Regions from separate parts of the Homo sapiens genome. Here region 2 is linked to region 1. The links are chromatin loops, found by intact Hi-C in ENCODE. Cell type or tissue: heart right ventricle. All regions are shown on one strand. Links, peaks and the distances in the headings refer to the core of each region. The heading gives the core; the rest is flanking DNA. Region 1 overlaps LINC01331 (long intergenic non-protein coding RNA 1331). Region 2 overlaps LINC01331 (long intergenic non-protein coding RNA 1331).

Region 1 (9,761 bases), core at 692-8,691:
AAATCGGGCCTCAAATAAATGTGAATACCTTTGGAATTGTTTGTTTGTCCAGGCTTCTGATTTCAAGTGAGTTGTATTTGTCAGGTAACACTATGGCAATGGGAGCATTAAATTAAGAGGTAAATTGGACATTCTATCCATAGGTGCCTCCCTCTTGACTTGGAGGAGACAGGCAGGTCTGATTTTGGCACATTTGGGAATATGGGAGCAAACACATGCCAGCTCCTTCAGGCTGCTAATCATAGCTTGGATGTCGTTTGCCTCAGGCAGCAACAAGGATTTATTAAGCCCCCATGTGGGGCATGGCATTGGATTAAGAACTCAGATTCTGTTGAGGCTCTGGCTTTGGAATTCAATCTTATACTTTTGCTTGAGGTAAGAAAGCATTCACAGTAACCTCATTCTTCTGCAATGCTCAGATGATGACTAAAGAAAAAATCATTCCAGTGAGCCAACATTAGGTATCCCATCCTCTGGCACAAAGAATCAGGGAAGAGGTATTTAAATAGAGCAAAACCACATCAGTTTGAAATTCAACGACCTGAAACCAGACAGTCAGAGATGGAATCACAGAATGTGAGAATCAGAAGGTAATTTAGTGATCACCTAGGCCACTGGTTTCCAAACTTTAGCATGCATTGTGATCACCTGGTGGGCTTGTCAAAATAGAGACTGCTGGACCCTAATGCCCAGGAACTATAATTTGGTAGGTCTGGGACCTATCCGAGAATTAAGAACTTAATTGGGTTGGATCCAAGAATTTGCATTGCTAACCAGTTCCCATATAATAGCGATGTCACTGGTTTGGCTACCACATCTTGAGAGCCACTGATTTAGATGACTCCTGTACTTTACAAGTAAGGAAACTGGAATGGAAAGTTGAACTGTTCAAGGTAACAGTGCAGAAAATGAAAGGGCCAAGGCTAAATCTAGTTCTTTTGAGTTCAGGTTCATTGTTCTTATTTCTGTTCCACCATTCATGACATAAATTTACTGTGTCTACAATAACATATATTTTCTTAGGAATAATAGGAAACTCCCCAAATCTTTGCATTCCCACTTGGTATTAATCGACTTTGGGAAGTCATGTAACCACTCTACTGTTTCAGTTTCTGTAAAGTGGGAAAAATAGTAATACTTGTAATAATAGGATAACAATCCTCTCTGATATGATGGTTGTGAGGATTGACATATAATATTATAGATATATAGGTATATACATCAAATATTTATAAAGTTCTTAGAATAGTGCTTTGCAAACTGCAATTATTGTTACTAAATATTAGCTATTTCTAATTATTTTGAAAATATTTTATATTACCAAGATTTCACTCTATCTGGTCAAACTGGTTGATATAAGAATAGTAAAGGTGACTAAGAGAAAAAAAGTCAGAATATGGCTAATCCCAAAACAGATTATTTAAAATAATTGGATTTTAGAGTGAGTGTGATCTTCTAAATTATCTACTCCAGCCCTCTCTTCCTATGCAGGAAACAGAGAAGTCACAGAGAAATTAAGTGATGTGTTTAAGCTTTTGTAGCTAATTAGCCGTACTGGAGTTCTAGAACTCAGTTTAATCCTATGCTAGTCAATATTTTTGAATGTAGCATTATATTTTCTTAGTCCACTTTCTTTTGCTCATAAAAGAATATCTGAGACTGGATAATTTATAAGAAACACAATTAATTTTTTATAGTTCCGAAGATGGGGAAGTCCAAGGTTGAGGGGTTATATCTGGTGAGAGCCTTCTTGCTGAGACCCTGCAGAGTTCCAAGGTGGCACAGGGCATCACATGGTGAAGGCGCTGAGCATGCTGGCTCACGTCTCTCTTCCTCTTTCTATAAAACCACCAGTCCTACTCCCATAATAACCCATTAATCCATTAACCTGAAAATCCATTAATGCACGAATGGCTCTACCCTCATGCTCCAATCACCTTTTAAAGGGGTCACCTCTCAATACTGCCACATTCGGGATTAAGTTTTCAACATGAATTTTAGAGGGGACCTTTAAACCATAATGAATATCTTCTTACAGTGTTATCTCTATTTCCTAGTGCTATGAATTCAGCTGAATTGTAGAGTTGACAACATACCGTTGCTTCAGTATCTTGTCCTGCTTGTTCTGAATGCTTTTTCCTAAATGCTTTATTGTTGTTGCTGTTGTTGTTGTTCCTGCATAGGGCAAAATGAGATGCCTTTATTTCTATTAAGTTTCAAAAATACTCAGAAGGATATGTGAAGCTATTTCCTACCTGCTTGTTATTCTACTGTGTTTCCCCTGAAACTTTCCATGTCTTGAGATGACTCAATACCATGGAAAGCAAATTATTATTCAATTTAAAAATCAAGACTCATTTAAGGTATCTAAATTCCAATTTGGACAGCAAAAGGTTAATAGCGCATAGAAAAAATTCCAGCAGCCCACAAATCTAAGCATAATTATGTATGAACATGAGGCTTTTATTGCTGTCAAAATTAATCACTTTTCAACTTCCAGCTGTTAAAACCCTTCTGGCAGTTCTCCAAGCAATTCCCCTACAGTTACTTTTCCTTCAATTAATTTCTGGTGCAGTTCACAGGCTCCTGTTACATAAGCAGCAACTGAAAAGTTGACTTCTTGGGCTTTCTTTCTCTTTCCTTCCTTTCTTCCTTTGCTTAAAACTAGAAAACGACAGAATATGAAGCTTACTACTTTTACTCTTTCAGCTTGACTCTTAAAATCTAGAAACGAGCAGTGTGGAATTAAAGTATTAGTATTTATTATAAAGCACTTTATGTGTGTGAAGTGATTTGTAATAATTTTTATTAGCCATTTCTTTCCACCGTCCTCTGAGGTACGTGAATGTTGTTATGTTTGCACTCTACAGCCCCACCCACTTTTCTCCCCCAGAAACTTTGCAGGAAATGGAATTTACAAATCTTCAGCACTGGGTTTAACCCCGATGGTATGCACCATTTATTTCTGGGATGGTGGCTACCTTCGCCACTCCTGTAGGCATACAGGTTTGTTGTGGTGGGAATTATCTCAGAAGGAGAAGCCGTGAGGTGCCTGAAGCTGCCCAGTTGCCTCAAAGCTCTCGTGGTGGACTGCACCCCCAACCCCCATTCTAGAAGCAGCTGCCAAGAGACTGGTTGAGTTCTGAAGGGCAGAGGCCTGTGGTAAACTATGCCATTGTGTTGACTATGAATCCTCAAGGAGATTGATAAATGATCACAGTGTATGATTGTATGAAAGTCTGCATCTTTGCATTTGCTTGGCACAGACCGAGTGCTTGCACATGGGTACTGGGTCAGATGTGTTGTCTTTCCAGTCTTCCTTCCTGGGATTCCAGAAGAATAGTCCTTGCATCCTTTCTCACTGCTGTAGAGATCTGAATGAAGGCCGACGCTGCGCTTCCTAGGGACGGGGAGTTCTAATTCCTCTCACCTCACCTGCATTATCAGGGCATATGCTCTTCCACATCTGAGTGAGTTAAGCCAGTTTCATTTCCCTGGTTTGTCTCTTCCAGCTCCCTCCAAAGTTGCCTGCCCTCTTCACACCTGGGGTGGAGGGCGCCTTCCCTGGGCACCCTCCTTCTCCTCCTCATCCACCCTGCTTCATGCTGTTCCATAATTGCACGTTAAAATGCTGTAATGAACAGATGCTTCTAGTGTGTAGTCTCTTTGTAATTTCTGCTATCATCCTCCATTTTCATGCAAAATTAATGTATTTCCAGATGCTGATTCCTGAGTCTTTCTACCCGATAGTGGCAGTGCATGAGATTTGAAACTGGGCAAGGGGGTATGAAGATGTGTTTGGGGCAGAGGTAAAAGAGTAAAGAGGTCTTGCCTATTAAAAAAAATGTAAGAATGCAGCAAACACCTTGTAGTGCCTGTTTGTTTTATCATGAATATGCAGTTCTGTGCTACCCTGTATTTATGTGGTTGGGAGGAGAGACTGCAGATGCAGGGGAAATCTTCATTCCATTCTTATCATTCAGACTCTAAAGTGGCTTGTCATTGAAAATTTGGGCTTTGAAAATTCAAGGCTGTCATAATTTAGGCTATGGAGCAAGATTTCTTGTCCAAGCAGGAGTCTTGCTGGTCAGTGGGCTGGGGAGTGATTTGTGTGAATTTATCTCAGCACGAGTCCCCTGAGGCTGGTTTCTAGGCTGCCTTGGTTAAAAATAGCCTGTTGATGAAATCACATCCTAGCTCAAACCTAGCCCAAGGAAATGGCTCAAGGCCCGAGCACCTTACTGGAATATGAAGCAGAGACAGATTCACCAAGAAGTCATCAGATTGTCCCTTTACTACAATTTGCACTGCAGTGAAAAATCTGTGTCAACCTCTCCCTCCTCTTTCAAAAATTAGCTGGTTAGATTCTCACAGGACTGCGTTATTTGACTCCAGTCAGGGTAATTTGGACAAATCTTACTGAGCCCTGAATTGATGGTCTAGAGTGAATTGAGTCAGGATTAAAGTCAGGATTCTCTGAGTCTGACGACCAGAGGCCAAGACTCTTCCTTTGGGAAGCTGCCAAGACATCTAAGAGACAGGCTGGAGATCATGTTGAGAGCACCAAGGCCAGGAAGGACTGCTGATGAAGTTTTGTCCTTCTGTTCAGTATTTAACGTACTTCCTATTTGTAAGACATTCCTTAAAAATTGCTACAGGCACAGTTTTTGTTAATTGGCTTATATAACATGCATGAATATTATTTTTCACTGAAAATACCTTTTTGTACATTATGTGCTTGTTTCCTTAATTGGATACTCTGTGGGTGGTTTGGCTAGATTTGGTGTTCCCTAGACCTGTAGATTCTATCATTCGAACTCCAAACATCTCACCAAACTCTACCAAGTGTAAATTAAAAACAAATACGTATGCAGTCAACAAGTTGGGGAGAAGAAGTTCTGTTTGGCATTAGAGTCACTTTGCAATTGGCAAAATACAGTTACAGTAATTTATATTGCTCTTATTCCATCTGCTTTCTGGCTTAAAATGTCCTGGATTGCCTCAAACTCTGAATATGCAATATTTTCCATTTACAAAATTTTCCTGCATAATCCATTTTATTTTTCAGAGAACTTTTGAAAAACAACATTGGTTAGTTTCATATTTCTAGAGTCAAGTTTTATGTGATATGATTTTTAATCTTATAAATGGATGATAAAGCCTGAAGAGATAATCCAGGGAAACTTCTAGAGAGAAAATGTTTGTCCCATGGACTCAGTGCAAATTCTGCCAACAAATGAATAGTTCACAGCAGCTGGACTTTGTAGAGGCAGAGCCCACATAGTCTCAAGTAAATTCCTTCTGAGGCCTGCAGCTTTCTACCACCACCCCCTGGTTATGTTTAAATACGTTCTGCCTCCATGCCTCTTTGGAACTTCAAATTTCTTTTTGGAGCCATGGAGGCATGAGTGTTTATAAATTATCTTCTTCACTACTCAATTATGAAAGGAGGAGTAGAAATGAGTGCACATGTTGAAGATTATAGGAAAACACGCAAGTTTCAGAGTCTGTATGATTCTGGGACAGGGGAATGGAGGTGAGGGGATAGTAGCTGGTCCTGGGATTTGGCACTCCTGTCTATTCATTTGCCAGGAGTTACACTCACCCACTTCTGTGTACCGTATTAGGGAGGGAAGGTAGGGATGGAAATCATAGAGTAAACAGTCTCATCAATTCCAGCCACATCGCCTGAGTTTTCAAGTGATAAATAGGATTGTTTGGAAGGCATTGGCAGGCTCTTTTCATGGCATTAGGTACTATTTAGAAGACAAATGATTTGAAGTTGTCTTCTTAGTTGAGAAACATTTGCAAGGATTTTCTGTTTTGCCTCTTTCAACATATAACACTATTATTTAGTTTAGTTGTTTGTTTGTTTCCTAAACAGGGTCTCACTCTGTCACCCAGGCTGGAGTGCAGTGGCACAATCCTGGCTCACTGCAGCCTTGACCTCCCTGTCTCAGATGATCCTCCCACCTCACCCTCTGGAGTAGCTGGGACCACAGGCATGTGCCACCATGCTTGGCCAATTTTTTTTGTGTGTATTTTTTTTTGAGCCGGGGTTTCATCATGTTGCCCAGGCGGGTCTCAATCTCCTGGGGCCAAGCGATCCACTGGCCTTGGCCTCCTAAAGTGCTAGGATTAGAGGTGTGAGCCACTGCACCTGGTCCACTAGTTTAGCTTTTATCCTACAAAACTGTCTTCAGTTGAATTATAACAATGACTTACATTTGAATTCTACTGTCTAATTTTCACAGACATTATTTCATTCAATACTCCTGTGATCAAGACTTTTTTTTTTTTTTTTTGATACAGAGTTTCACTCTTGTTGCCCAAGCTGGAGTACAAAGGTGTGTCCACCTCCCGGGTTCAAGTGATTCTCCTGCCTCAGCCTCCCGAGAGCTGGGATTACAGGATCCCACCACCATACCCAGCTAATTTTGTATGTTTAGTAGAGACAGGGTTTTGCCATGTTGGCCAGGCTGGTCTCCAACACCTGACCTCAGGTGTTCCTCCCACCTTGGCCTCCCAAAGTGCTGGGATCATAGGCATGAACCACTGCACCCAGCCCTGTCATCAATACTTAATTGGAGCCGGAAAGGAAGGTATCATTAACTCACTGCTCGGGCATGGAAATTAAGAGAAAAGTAACTTGTCCAGGCTCACAGGGCAAGTTGGTGGCAAAGTGGGGACTGCAGCCAAAGTCTCCTGGCTCCTAGTACAGTGTTTTCTATTGGAAAAAGCAGTGTTTAGTGATGCTTATTAGCTATTGGCATCCTTCATGAAGATGGTAACATCTCTGGTCCATCAGGAGGGAGGTACATTGTGCTTTCTTCAGTAGACACTCATATGTAGGTTATTCTTCAGTTTGTAACTGCCCACAGCACCTGTTATGCCAAGTTATTCTTACCTTGCCTGCTGGATTTTCTGGACAACCCATAACCTTTGCTAGAAAGAAGCCTGCACGTGTTCTATTTCTGGAGCTTCGCTAGTCTGCCAGCAGTACTCAGGTCCCCAGGGTACCTACCTATTTCAAGTTGCTTGAAGGTGTGCTTCTGGGCACCTGGGAAGTGCGTTGGACCCCTAGAATGTACCTGCCCTGGCTGATACTTAATATGAAAGCTGCCTCGTTACTACTGTCCTTATCAGCTCAGTACCCAGGGAGGTGTCCAGGCCTGGACATTGCTCCTCAAACAATAGTTTGGTTTCATTCCAGGAGCTTTTGTTGTTGCCGTCTTATTGGCTGTTATTTGGAAAGCTTAGAGATGAGGCTAGTTTAACAAGTCAAGAGTCGCTGTGAAATATCTATTTTGCTGCCCTGTAAAAACAGAATACATTCTCTGATTTTGACTGTGGTGAGGAGCTTGATGCTGGATTGATGCTACAACAACTTCAAAGTACTGGCTTTCTTGAAGGTACAAAGAGTTGAAGCTATCACCATTTAGCTTTTAGATAATCTGCACATTTTGTTCTTCCCTGCTGCTCAATTGCCAGAGTTTAATAAGGATGCCTTAGAACACATGATCTCTCCTTGCAGTTTAAATCAATCACCCATTAATTGACACACAAACCTCTCTAGAAAGAGCTCATCTTCTTGGTTTCTGGGAATGTGACCTGGTTCTCTGTTCAGGTATAGGGTCACCTTTGTTCTCTCTGTTTGTTTCCCAAGCTTTAGGTAAAACTTCTAACCAGGCATGGTTTGTCTTCAGCTCTATTTAATTTGTTTCAGAGGCTTCTAATCTACTTTAGATCTTTCCCTTTCTCCCTCCAAACTTCAATTTGAGAATGAATTCCTACTGCAATAATATTAAGGGTGGGGCCTTTAGGAGGTGATTAGATCATGAAGACTCTGCCCTCATGAATGGGATTCGTGCCCTTATACAAGGGCTTAAGGGAATCTGTTTGTCCCTTTTCGTCCTTCCATCATGTGAGAACACAGCATTTGCTCTTTCTGCCACGTGAGTTTGCAGCAAAAAGGCACTTACCAGACAGCAAATGCTGGTGTTTTTATCTTGGACTCCCCAGCCTCCAGAACTGTAAGAAACAAATTTCTGTTTTTTATAAATTACCAAGTCTAAGGTATTTTGTTGTAGTAGCAGAAATAGACTAAGTCTCATTCATAGACCCGGTGCTTTCCAGCTGCTCAAAATTATTTGCTGTGCAGTCCTAACTGGGTCCGCATTTGATGGCATCTGTGGGTCATTACAAGGTTTCTTTCCCTCTCAAAATTCTCCTAACTTCTCTTGGAAGCCCTGCCCTTTCTGTTTATAATAAACAACTTCTCTTTTAAAAAAAGATAGCCATTATGATGATTACTATCAACACTATTATACCACCACCATTACCCCCTACTCTTTGCCAAGCCCTGAGAACACACAAAAATATAAAAAGACTCTCTGCCCTGGGAGAGTTTCTAATCTGGGTGCAGGAATATAAACACTATTGATCACAAGTCAATTCCTGTCTTACTTCTAGGATAAAATGCTTATGCATTCCAATAGGAAATATAAGAGCATGATGCCTTAGCCCATGGTACTTTTGAGAGGCCAATGAAGAGATATTCAGAAAAGGCAGGGACCCTGAAAAAATCATATCACATCAATGGGTATCTACAAAAGCCTACCTTTAAAATCTTCTCTACCACCTGTTTCCAGCTGATGGCCCTGTGATTGTCCATAGTAAAACCACACAGGGTGTATTTGGGGGTGGCCTTTTTTGTTGTGGGGGTGATTCTGTGAGTGTTGCTGTAGCTCACCCTAAATTACTCATGTCCATCCTAAAGCACAGCGGAAGAGATGTACATGACTGTCAGACCAGAGCTTCTGCCAAGCAGAGGCAGGATGCAACAAGACACTTGAAAGCAGAAATCTTCCTGTTTCTGTAACATTTCCAGCTGGAAAACCAATCAGAGCCACACATTCCAGCTACACTTGGGAAACACTGAAATATCCAAGTAGTAATCACCTAGGTATGCTGCTAACTGCAGCTCAAAATAATTCTGGGGTTGCCAGTGCCATGTACCTTGTAGGCTTCCAATTACCTGTGCTCACTTCTCTCTTTTCTCCAAGGACCAATTATTGGGGGAATTTGGCATTTCTCCTCCTCTCTGCTTCAGCCATTCAAAGAAAGATTGTTATACACCAGAATGTCTGACCATTTTAATTAAGCCAGTCAAAGGTAGGTGCTGAAACAGTTTAGCCCCCGAAGCAAGGATTAAACACTTAAGGTTGAGGAACATAGAGGTTAGTTAGTGTCAAAGAGTTGGAAGAGACCCTAGAGTAGGATGACCATACATTTCAGTTTAACCTGAAAGCCCCTGTCTCGGTGTAATTATTATCACTTCTTTTCTCTCAAAAGTGCTCAGTTGGGACAAAAATGATATAGCTACTTTGCCTTAAAGATTATCTAGTCTGCCTTTCAGTTTGGTTCAAATTTAATGTAGAAATTATCTTTCTGTGAATGATGGAGACTTGGGAGATGTAAAAAAATAAAAAAAAGCTTTTATTTTATTTAAACCTTAAATAAACCTATTTATTTTTATTAAAATCTTTCTGTTTTCTCTTCCTTTCAAACACATGGTCATCTGTTTGCTATTAACCACCAGTAATGGGGGACTCATACTTTGCAAGGAATCTCTAATTAATGAGTTCTCAGTTCTGCATCAAAATCTTCCTTCCTCTGGCTTCACCCTTTGATTCTAGTTCCTTCTTCTGAAACAATCTAGAGTAAATTTCTTCTCTCTTCCACAAAATATTTTCCATTTT
Region 2 (9,761 bases), core at 691-8,690, 51 kb before region 1:
GTGCTTCAATTTGGGTTTGTCCGATGTTCTTTCATGATTAGATTTAGGTTGTGCTTTTTTTGGCAGAAATAAGAGAGGAGTGATTCTGTGTTCTATTCATGGTGTCTTAACAGATAGCACAAGATTTTACATTGTTCTCAGCTAATGTTGGTCATTGTGATCACTTGATTAGGATAGTGTGTGCCAGGCTTCCCCACTGCAAAGCTATTCTTTTCTCTTTTGTAATTTATAAGCATTTTGTGGGAGAGGTATTTTGAAACTATGTAAATATTCTGTTCCTCATCAAGCTTTCAATTTGTTTGTTTATTCATTTCAGAATAGACTATTTTATTCAATGGGTTATAATCTGTTGCTATTATAATTTTTTGATGCTCAAATTATCCCTGATTTGGCCAGTGGAGACTAGTCAAGCGGGCCTCTGTGTCCTCTTGGCATTTCTACCTCATTCTTGTTTATTTATTTCTTTTTTCTTAAAAATTATACTTTAAGTTCTGGGAAACATGTGCAGAATGTGCAGGTTTGTTACATAGGTACACATGTGCCATGGTGGTTTGCTGCACCCATCAACCTGTCATCTACATTAGGTATTTCTCCTAATGCTATCCATCCCCTACCGCCCTACCCCCTGATAGGCCCTGGTGTGTGATGTTCCCCTCCCTGTGTCCATGTGTTCTCATTGTTCAACTCCCACTGATGAGTGAGAACATGTGGTGCTTGGTTTTCTGTTTCTGTGTTAGTTTACTGAGAATGATGGCTTCCAGCTTTATCCATGTCCCTGCAAAGGACATGAACTCATCCTTTTTTATGGCTGCATAGTATTCCATGATGTATATGTGTCACATTTTCTTCATCCAGTCTATCATTGATGGGCATTTGGGTTTGTTCCAAGTCTTTGCTATTGTTAACAGTGTTACAATAAACGTTCATGTACATGTGTCTTTATAGTAGAATGATTTATAATCCTTTATATATACTCAGTAATGGGATTGCTAGGTCAAATGGTATTTCTGGTTCTAGATCCTTAAGGAATTGCCACACTGTCTTCCACAGTGGTTGAACTAATTTACACTCCCACCAACAGTGTAAAAGCCTTCCTATTTTTTCACATCCTCTTCAGCATCTGTTATATCCTGACTTTTTAATGATCGCCATTCTAACTGGCGTGGGATGGTATCTCATTGTGGTTTTGATTTGCATTTCTCTGATGAACAGTGATTATGAGCTTTTTTAATGTTTGTGGGCTGCATAAATGTCTTCTTTTGAGAAGTGTCTGTTCATATCCTTCACCCACTTTTTGATGGGGCTGTTTTTTTCTTGCAAATTTGTTTAAGTTCTTGGTAGATTCTGGATATTAGCCCTTTGTCAGATGGATAGATTGCAAACATTTTCTCCCATTCAGTAGGTTCCCTGTTTGCTCTGATGATAGTTTTTTTTGCCATGCAGAAGTTCTTTAGTTTAATTAGATCCCATTGTCAATTTTGGCTTTTGTTGTCGTTGTTTTTGGTGTTTTAGTCATGGAGTCTTTGCCCATGCCTATGTCCCGAATGATATTGCCCAGATTTTCTCCTAGGGTTTTCATGGTTTTAGGTTTTACATGTAAGTTTTCAATCCATCTTGAATTAATTTTTGTATAAGGTGTAAGGAAGGGGTCCATTTTCAGTTTTCTGCATATGGCTAGCCAGTTTTCCCAGCACCATTTATTAAGCAGGGAATCCTTTCCCCATTGCTTGTTTTTGTCAGGTTTGTTGAAGATCAGATAGTTGTAGATGTGTGGCATTATTTCTGAGGCCTCTCTTCTGTTCCATTGGTCTATATATCTTTTTTGGTACCAGTACCATGCTGTTTTGGTTACTGTAGCCTTGTAGTATACTTTGAAGTCAGGTAGTGTGATGCCCCAACTTTGTTCTTTTTGCTTAAGATTGTCTTGACTATATGGGCTCTTTTTTGGTTCCATATGAAATTTAAAGCAGTTTTTTCTAGTTCTGTGAAGAAAGTCAATGGTAGCTTGTTGGGGGATAGCATTGAATCTATAAATTACTTTAGACAGTATGGCCGTTTTCACTATATTGATTCTTTCTATCCATGAGCATGACTGTTTTTCCATTTGTTTGTGTCTTTTCTTGTTTCCTTGAGCAGTGGTTTGTAGTTCCCCTTGAAGAGGCCTTCCACATCCCTTGTAAGTTGTATTCCTAGGTATTTTACTCTTTGTAGCAATTGTGAATGGGAGTTCACTCATGATTTGGCTCTTGGTTTGTCTATTATTGGTGTATAGGAATGCTTGTGATTTTTGCACATTGATTTTGTGTCCTGAGACTTTGCTGAAGTTGCTTATCAGTTTAAGGAGACTTGAGGTTGAGACGATGGTGTTTTCTAAATATACAATCATGTCATCTGCAAACAGAGACAATTTGACTTCCTCTCTTCCTATTTGAATACCCTTTATTTCTTTCTCTTGCCTGATTGCCCTGGCCAGAACTTCCAATACTATGTTGAATAGGAGTGGTGAGAGAGGGCATCCTTGTCTTGTGCCGGTTTTCAAAGGAAATGCTTCCAGCTTGTGCCCATTTAGTATGATATTGGCTGTGGGTTTGTAGTAAATGGCTCTTATTATTTTGAGATACGTTCCATCGATACCTAATTTATTGAGAGTTTTTAGCATGAAGGGGTGTTGAATTTTATCGAAGGCCTTTTCTGCATCTATTGAGATAATCATGTGGTTTTTGTCATTGGTTCTGTTTGCACCCTCCCAATACTAAACTAGGAAGACATCGAATCCCTGAATAGACCAATAACAAGTTCTGAAATTGAGGCAGTAAACAACAGCTTATCAACCAAAAAAAAGTCCAGGACCAGATGGATTCACAGTCAAATTCTACCAGAGGTACAAAGAGGGGCTGGGTATCATTCCTTCTAAAATGATTCCAAATAATAGAAAAAGAGGGACTCCTTGCAAACTCATTTTATGAGGCCAGCATTGTCCTGATACCAAAACATGGCAGAGACACAACAAAAAAAGAAAATTTCAGGCCAATATCCCTGATGAACATTGATGCGAAAATCCTCAATAAGATTCTGGCAAACCGAATCCAGCAGCACATCAAAAAGCTTATCCACCACGATCAAGTCGGCTTCACCCTGGGATGAAAGGCTGGTTCAACATACGCAAATCAATAAACGTAATTCATCACATAAACTCTTGTTTATTTCTACCTCATCTTCCTTGCTTTTTGGCATGATGAGAAGTTGTACTCATCTTACACTTTCTTCCAGGTTTGAAATCAGCTGTTTCTCTAAGTAGCCTGAATTTCCTTTAGTGGAGAAGAGTATTTAGAATACTGTGAATATCTGGGCACTAGGTGCGCTCATTGCCACTGTGATGTCATTGCTCCCAGGTCCTAGCCATGGACAGAACTATATTTATTTCTATATTTATGTATGTATATTGAAAACTATTCATTCACATCAATATCCAATTCCAATGCAACAATACACAGGGTTCATTCTAATTTTCTCCCTTTCTGTTATCCCTAAAATATCTACTTAACTGATCCATCCTCCTATATGTAACCCATCTCCCAGCTCTGTTGCTGCCCCCTACTCCTTGCAGCTCCTCTTCTATTGTAGCTGCCTGGATTCCAACACCTCATACTCCCAGCTCCTTCCTTGCTGCATTTGCACTCTGGCTTATGTCTCCCTGTGGATACCCCACTTACCTGGCTTGGGCTCCAAACCCCATGCCAGGCCACCATCCCATGTGAACCCATTTCTCACCCTGCTCAGGCTTTCTGTCAGTCATTTTCAATCTGACTCCTAGCAGATTTTTAAAAGGATCCACTTGGGTAGATACAAAATGAGTTTAAGCAACTAAACTCTGGGAAAAAAAAAAACAACCCAAGCCCAAATCTATTTAATAACATGTATTACATTTTAAAATAGGTAGATTAGAGTACTAAAATAAAGTTTGTTGATTCTCTTCTTTTCCACTTTAACCCTTTAAATTAAAACAAATACTAGGGCTTAGCTGGGATATGTAGCAGTTGGCTGATGAGGAAGGAAGTGAAGATGATGCTGCCTTCTGGGCTGGCATCTACATAGTGATTATGCAAGACTAGGGTGAAGGAGGCAATGCGGAACAAGGACAGAAGAGGCAGCCTCTTTTCTGCCTTTATTTTATGATTTTTAATCTTGACTTGAGAACCAGATGTTCTGATTAAGGAATGACTGAGGACTGGGGACATGGCCAAGGTTTCAAAAAGAGGCAATGGACAAAAGATGCTTCTGGTAGACCAGGTGACGTCAGAAAGAAAATTAATCTAATTTTATGTAAGTGAATTTCCTCCTGAACCAGGATAGCAGGAAATGTAATCTTTCAGGAAAGACAGAGTTGGAGATTTCATTTTCTACTTATCCCTTTTCCCATGCTAGAGAAACAGTTTTACTTCAAAGAAGCAGACAAGGAGGTGTTTCCTGCAGGGTGAACAGATTTGCAGAGTGGGCTGGTGCTACTCCCTTGATGAGGAACCTCTGTGTGGGGCAGCCTATCTGGGGAATTAAATTGTTCTCTGGCCCTTGCCTGCTGGGCTGCAGGGCCTCAGTGATGGGGATGGGGGGTGGGGCACTCCATAGTTCCCGTGGCTAAATGAGTGCACGTAGCAGGATTGTCCTAAGCTTTGTTTAATGGCATTTCAATGGGGGAAAATGAAGTTCCCGGAACAAAATCCCAAATTGTTCTTGCTTTATCTTCCTCCTAAATGTGTGTATTTCTGAGCCGAAAGGCAAAGGAAGTAAAACTCCACCCACCTCTTCCCCATCTGACCATGTCAGATCCCAAGTATTTGTCTGTGCTCCAATTAAAGAGACGAAGATTCTCGATTTCACCCCAGCTCTTGTCAGTACAGGGAGCTCTTAACTTTCCACACGGAAGTAGAGAAATGTAATTTTGAGGAGAAGTGCTGATTTTTATTGGGCATGACTTAACTCAAGCTGCATCCCTGTTTTTTTTTTTTTTCTTTTTAAGAATAATCACTTCAAAATGATTAATGATGCCTGAAGCCTGACCAGTCTTACTTCCTGTGGTGAAATGTGGAACTTTTGTGCATGTCTGGGTTCGTAGGAGGGTGTGCACCAAACTCTATCAAGAGATAGTTTCCCATACTGTACAAACAGTTGGGTCATTGTTCAGAAAAGCTGACTCTCTGAAGGAAACGTGCTACAGAGTGGTACCATATCCACAGCGGGGAGGGAAGGCTTTGCTTCAGTTACAGAAGGGAAGTAAACTCATTTCCTTCTTAAGGTGCCAGAACAAGAGAGTTGCTTTGTCAGCGGGTGCCTCAATCTGGCTTTTTTGTTGTTGGTGGTGGGGGTTACGAACAATGAGGATGATGTCTTTGAAAACAGGTAGGATTTTTGAAGGGTCACAATAGAGGAATAGGTAGAACAAAGAGTCACATCCTGCTGGGACGCAACCATTCTACTGGACCTCTAGGCTGATCTGGGGGAACAGACTCCTCAGGGGAGCATCCGGCCCTTCCAGCATTTCCCAGGAGCAGCCCTAGCCTGACTGCCAACCACTCTTCATTGAGGACCCAGAACTGGTCTGCAGCAAATGCATTTAGCATTTTTGTGAATCCTGTTTGGAAAAGAGCATGGATGATGCTTATTTAAGAAAGCTAAAACTAACACAGAATACTATTGATAGATTTTTTTTTTACAGGATTTTGGAAGTCTAATAATTGTGTCATGTATATGTTCTCCTACCTCCTTCCCCACTCCTCCATGCTATTCTTTGCATTAATACTCTGAGAAGGGTGATTTGGTGAAAAAGAAAAGCAGACCGTCAGCTTATCTTTTCTGGAGCTCTGAGGAAGCTCTATAGTGATCCTTCCCTTAATAAGTTGTTTTATAGAGAAGCTGAACTTTCCACTGAGGCACAGTGCATGGGATAAAAGACTGGCTTAAGAGATACAAAGTCAGAAAGGGGAAAGGGATACTAGCAGAGCTCTGAGTGCTGAGGGTGGTGCGAGAGAGTGCGTGCCTGTGAGAATGCACACGTGTGTGCAAGCCTTCTCTCTTCTGAACAAATTCATCCCAATAGGTCTCCATTTCCTCAGGACCCATAACATCACCCACTTATGGGAGGGCTATGAAGAACAATGGGTGATAGCTGCAAAGAAATATTAAGGCATGAATTATTGCTTCATGATTGTCTTCTATTAGAAAAGCCACATGTGAGACAAAACAAACAAACAATTCCTCCCCAACGCCCCCCCACCAGCATACAAAAAGTCTACACTGGCTGCTCCTGAGCTGAGCTGTTCTTAGGATACGTTGTGTAAACCAGGCTCTCAATTGCAGAACTGCATTGGCATCAACTGTGTTAGAAACCATAAGTAATTTTGGGCACACTGCCTAAGGGGTTGGAGCCAGGAGGACTGATCTTTATGTTAACAGGCAGAGCACCTGCCTGAGAAATCTGGGAACACAGGTTTTCTTCCCACGACGCCTTCTTCATGCGAATTAATCTATTAGCTGGTATGTGTGTCAGTTTATTTAGGAGCATATGTGCTGACAATTGGCTTCCGACTGTAAAATACGGTCTTGAGGGAGAAAATGATTAATTGCCTGCTTTAAAGTGTGTGTGTGTGTGTGTGTGTGTGTGTATGTGTATGTGTTTGATGACAGTCACTATTAGTATGCATGTGCCTATAAAACTAAAGGCAAACTAACGGCAAATAACCATTAAGACATTGAAATGTGTGAATAAACAAATATAAAAGAAATAGGGCTGTGAACATCTCAAATAGGTCTTTACTATCATAAACATTTTTTGGGGGGGTCTCTGCCTATATCTTACTTTTAAAATGTTATATGTGTTAGTAAACTCTTCATTCTTATCAATGTGAAAAGAATGTAGGAATGGGATTACTTGGTCCCTTGTAGAAATCCAGAGTAACAGACTAGATAATATAGTTTCCAAAATACAAAATGTAGGCCATTTATGGTTGTGAACTATTTTCCCAAATAAAGATACTGAAATAAGAAACAAAACAAAATTGCCATTGTTTCATTATAAAAAGGGCATTTTAACACAGAAAGCAGAAGTACATAGTCTCAATAAAGAGCAAAGCCTTGAGTTGAATATAAGTAATGTGATGAAAGGTCACTGCACTGTTTTTATCTTTCTCATTTTGCTGTGGATGGATATTTGGGAACCCCTCCTTTTTATTGGCACTCTGCATTAGGAATGTCATTATAGCAGTGGTGCTCAGAATTCAAGCGAAGATAAATGGGAAGAGGGATGGCCAGTTTGAAGGCCAGTTTGCCCAGGATGGAGGTATGACAACACTCAGTAAGTGTCTAAGGCACTGCTAAGTGCTTTATGCACATTGCTTCATTTAATTGCTGTCTAGTTTCCAGAAACTGGCGTAAGGATGCTGCTTTCCATTGACCAATGGTCCATCAGCCAGCTACTGAGAGCTTTTGGAGAGTGGCTGTGACTAGCACTTTTAGAAAATAACCAAATGAGGAGCTGAGAAAACAAATTATTGCTGAGACAAAGAGGGTGGATGAGATGGTGGAAGAGGAAAATGGACCAGCTCAAAACTTAAAAATAAAGCCATCAGATGCTGCAGAGGGGGAAAGGAGAGTGGGGAATGAGGAGCAGTCAGTTAGCTAAGTGATGAGGAAATAATCGAGGTCAATAAAGCAGATCCAGGGGTAGGCTGGCAACAGAAATCAGCTTGTACATGGTGCCAACTGGGTTTGGGAAGTTTGGTTAGATAGCTGTTCCAGAAGACAGCAAAGTGATCGTTTTTTCTTTTTAATTTCTTTCTTTTAATAGAAAGATTTGGACTTTCAATCACTCAACAAACATTTATTGGGTGTCTACTAGTAAGGACTGTGCTAAGTGCTGAGGATTTAGACATAAAAGGAGCAATCTCTGCTCTTAAAGAGCTCTCAGTCTGGGAACTTTTTGAGGAAGTCTGAGAGGTGAACAGACAAGGCTAATGTCATGTGTTAAAAGCTCTGGGAGAGGAAAGCCTGGGGCTCTTGCCACACAGGGCAGAGAGTATTAATGATGCAGGAATTTTTTTTGACCCCTTCATCGGACTTGCTACAGGGGTGGTCCATTTACCAGGCCCACTGTGCTCAACCTTTTGCAGGAGGGAGTGCATTAGCAAGCGAGTGCAGGATCTGGCTGGATGCTTTGGGTGCTGGCAGGAGCAGGTTCCATGTGGCCCCATGGTGGTGCCCAGATGGGGATGCCTGTGACCGCCGAAGCCCCAGAGGGTGTGTTACGATGATCTCTTAGCTCTGCCATCTGTGGACAGCAGTGTGTTATCAGCTCAGTGGGCCCCTTGCCTCATCACGTTGGGTGGCTGTCCTCTGCCAGCAAGGGCAAAGGGCCAGTGTGACAACCTTTTTTGAGTACCCACACTTGGTGGGTCCTGAGCTCTTGTCCAGTGCCCAAGAAGAATTAGGTTGCATGGAAACTTGAAGGATGGTGGAGGCAGAGAATTTTTTTTTTTTTTAGTGATGGAAGTGGCTCTCAGTAGAGAGGGGATAGCTGGAGAGGGGACAGGATGGGCAGGTAATCTTCCCTGAAGTCTGGCTGTCTCCACATGGCTCTTCTCTGAAGTTAAGCTGTCTCTCCTCTGAAGTCTAGCCGTCGCTCTGAAGTCAAGTCACCTCTCTCCAGTCAAGCCACTTCTCCCTCTCTACTACTGAGTCTGGGGTCTTTATAGGCACAGGATAGGAGGTGGGGCAGGCCATAGGTAGTTTTGGAAAAGGCAAAATTTGATTGGTAAAAAGACATTATTCAGAAAGAACCAACTGGGTGCAGTGGCTCACACCTATAATCCTAGCATTCTGGAAGGCCGAGTTGGGTGGATCACCTGAGGTCAGGAGTTCTAGGCCAGAAAGAACCAATCAGGAGAGAGTGGGCAAACAGGGATAGAAGTTCCCACTTCAGGCTGTGGGTTTCAGGCTTTTTGGCTTGATGGTGGGGTTTCGCCAGGGACCCACCCTTGTCTGCCTCTATCTATCATTAACTTTCACTGAAGATGGCCGATGGTTGGGAACAGCATCACAGAGGTCAATGCTGAGCTAGGCTTTGAGGGATGATTAGGAGTTTTCTGGCAAAAAATGGAGGAATGGCCTTCCAGGCAGAGAAAACAGTGGGTGCAAAGGAATGGGGGGATCTCAGTGAGCTTCACAGCTGGATTGGAGAACACTATAAGCGTAGCATTGACTTGGGAGGCACTTATGAGTTGCATTGCACACTATGCTGAGTAGTTGGGATTTCAACGTACCAGTAGATCAAGGGGAAGCAGCCAGCTGAGCAAAGGCACGATATCCAAAAAAGAGGGGTTGTCACTGAGGGAAAGGGAGAGGAGCTGAGTGAGGGTAAAAGTGTTTTCGAGGTGGGAAGGAGGAATGTGAAGGTAGCTGGTGAGGGACAGTGTTGGTGTCCTCTGCACAGTAGCTGCTGAGGCCATCTGGCTGTGACGAAGAGATGAAATAGGGAGGGGGTTTGGAGGAGGGTCCTGGGGAATTCTAAAGAGAAGTAAAAGGATTGCCATATTGTTATTATTTGAGATTCACAAAGACTTTCATCAGATACGTAACTGATTCTCATTGACACCATTGCCCCTACATCTGTTGTTCTGCTTTTAAATGAAGTGTGATATTTCTTTCCAATATCCATTTCCTGCAAAAATATCAAGTGACAGGCATGGTCGTTCTGAACAGGAGCCAAGGTG

The links. A loop is a pair of places that touch in the nucleus more often than their neighbours do. Peaks named below come from ENCODE experiments on the same cell type or tissue, not always from the same donor. Only the 100,000 strongest peaks of a DNase experiment are listed, where the experiment ranks them.
Region 2: it touches region 1 in a loop (2.6-fold over the local background); 3 of 110 quality-filtered maps call a loop at or near these places.

Annotation. Positions count from the first base shown.
Region 1 is chr5:74,377,810-74,387,570 of GRCh38, reverse strand. The region is part of intron 2 of LINC01331 (long intergenic non-protein coding RNA 1331); the gene reads left to right. Among named protein-coding and RNA genes, the nearest start is that of LINC01333, 61 kb to the right of the region's middle. In heart right ventricle, for the core only: no CTCF peak of the experiment used is centred there; a DNase peak (open chromatin) is centred at 4,168; H3K27ac peaks cover 4,083 bases.
Region 2 is chr5:74,429,072-74,438,832 of GRCh38, reverse strand. All of the region lies in intron 2 of LINC01331 (long intergenic non-protein coding RNA 1331), which reads left to right. Among named protein-coding and RNA genes, the nearest start is that of LINC01331, 100 kb to the left of the region's middle. RefSeq lists an enhancer at 5,006-5,095. In heart right ventricle, for the core only: no CTCF peak of the experiment used is centred there; a DNase peak (open chromatin) is centred at 4,155; H3K4me3 peaks cover 1,080 bases; H3K27ac peaks cover 2,133 bases.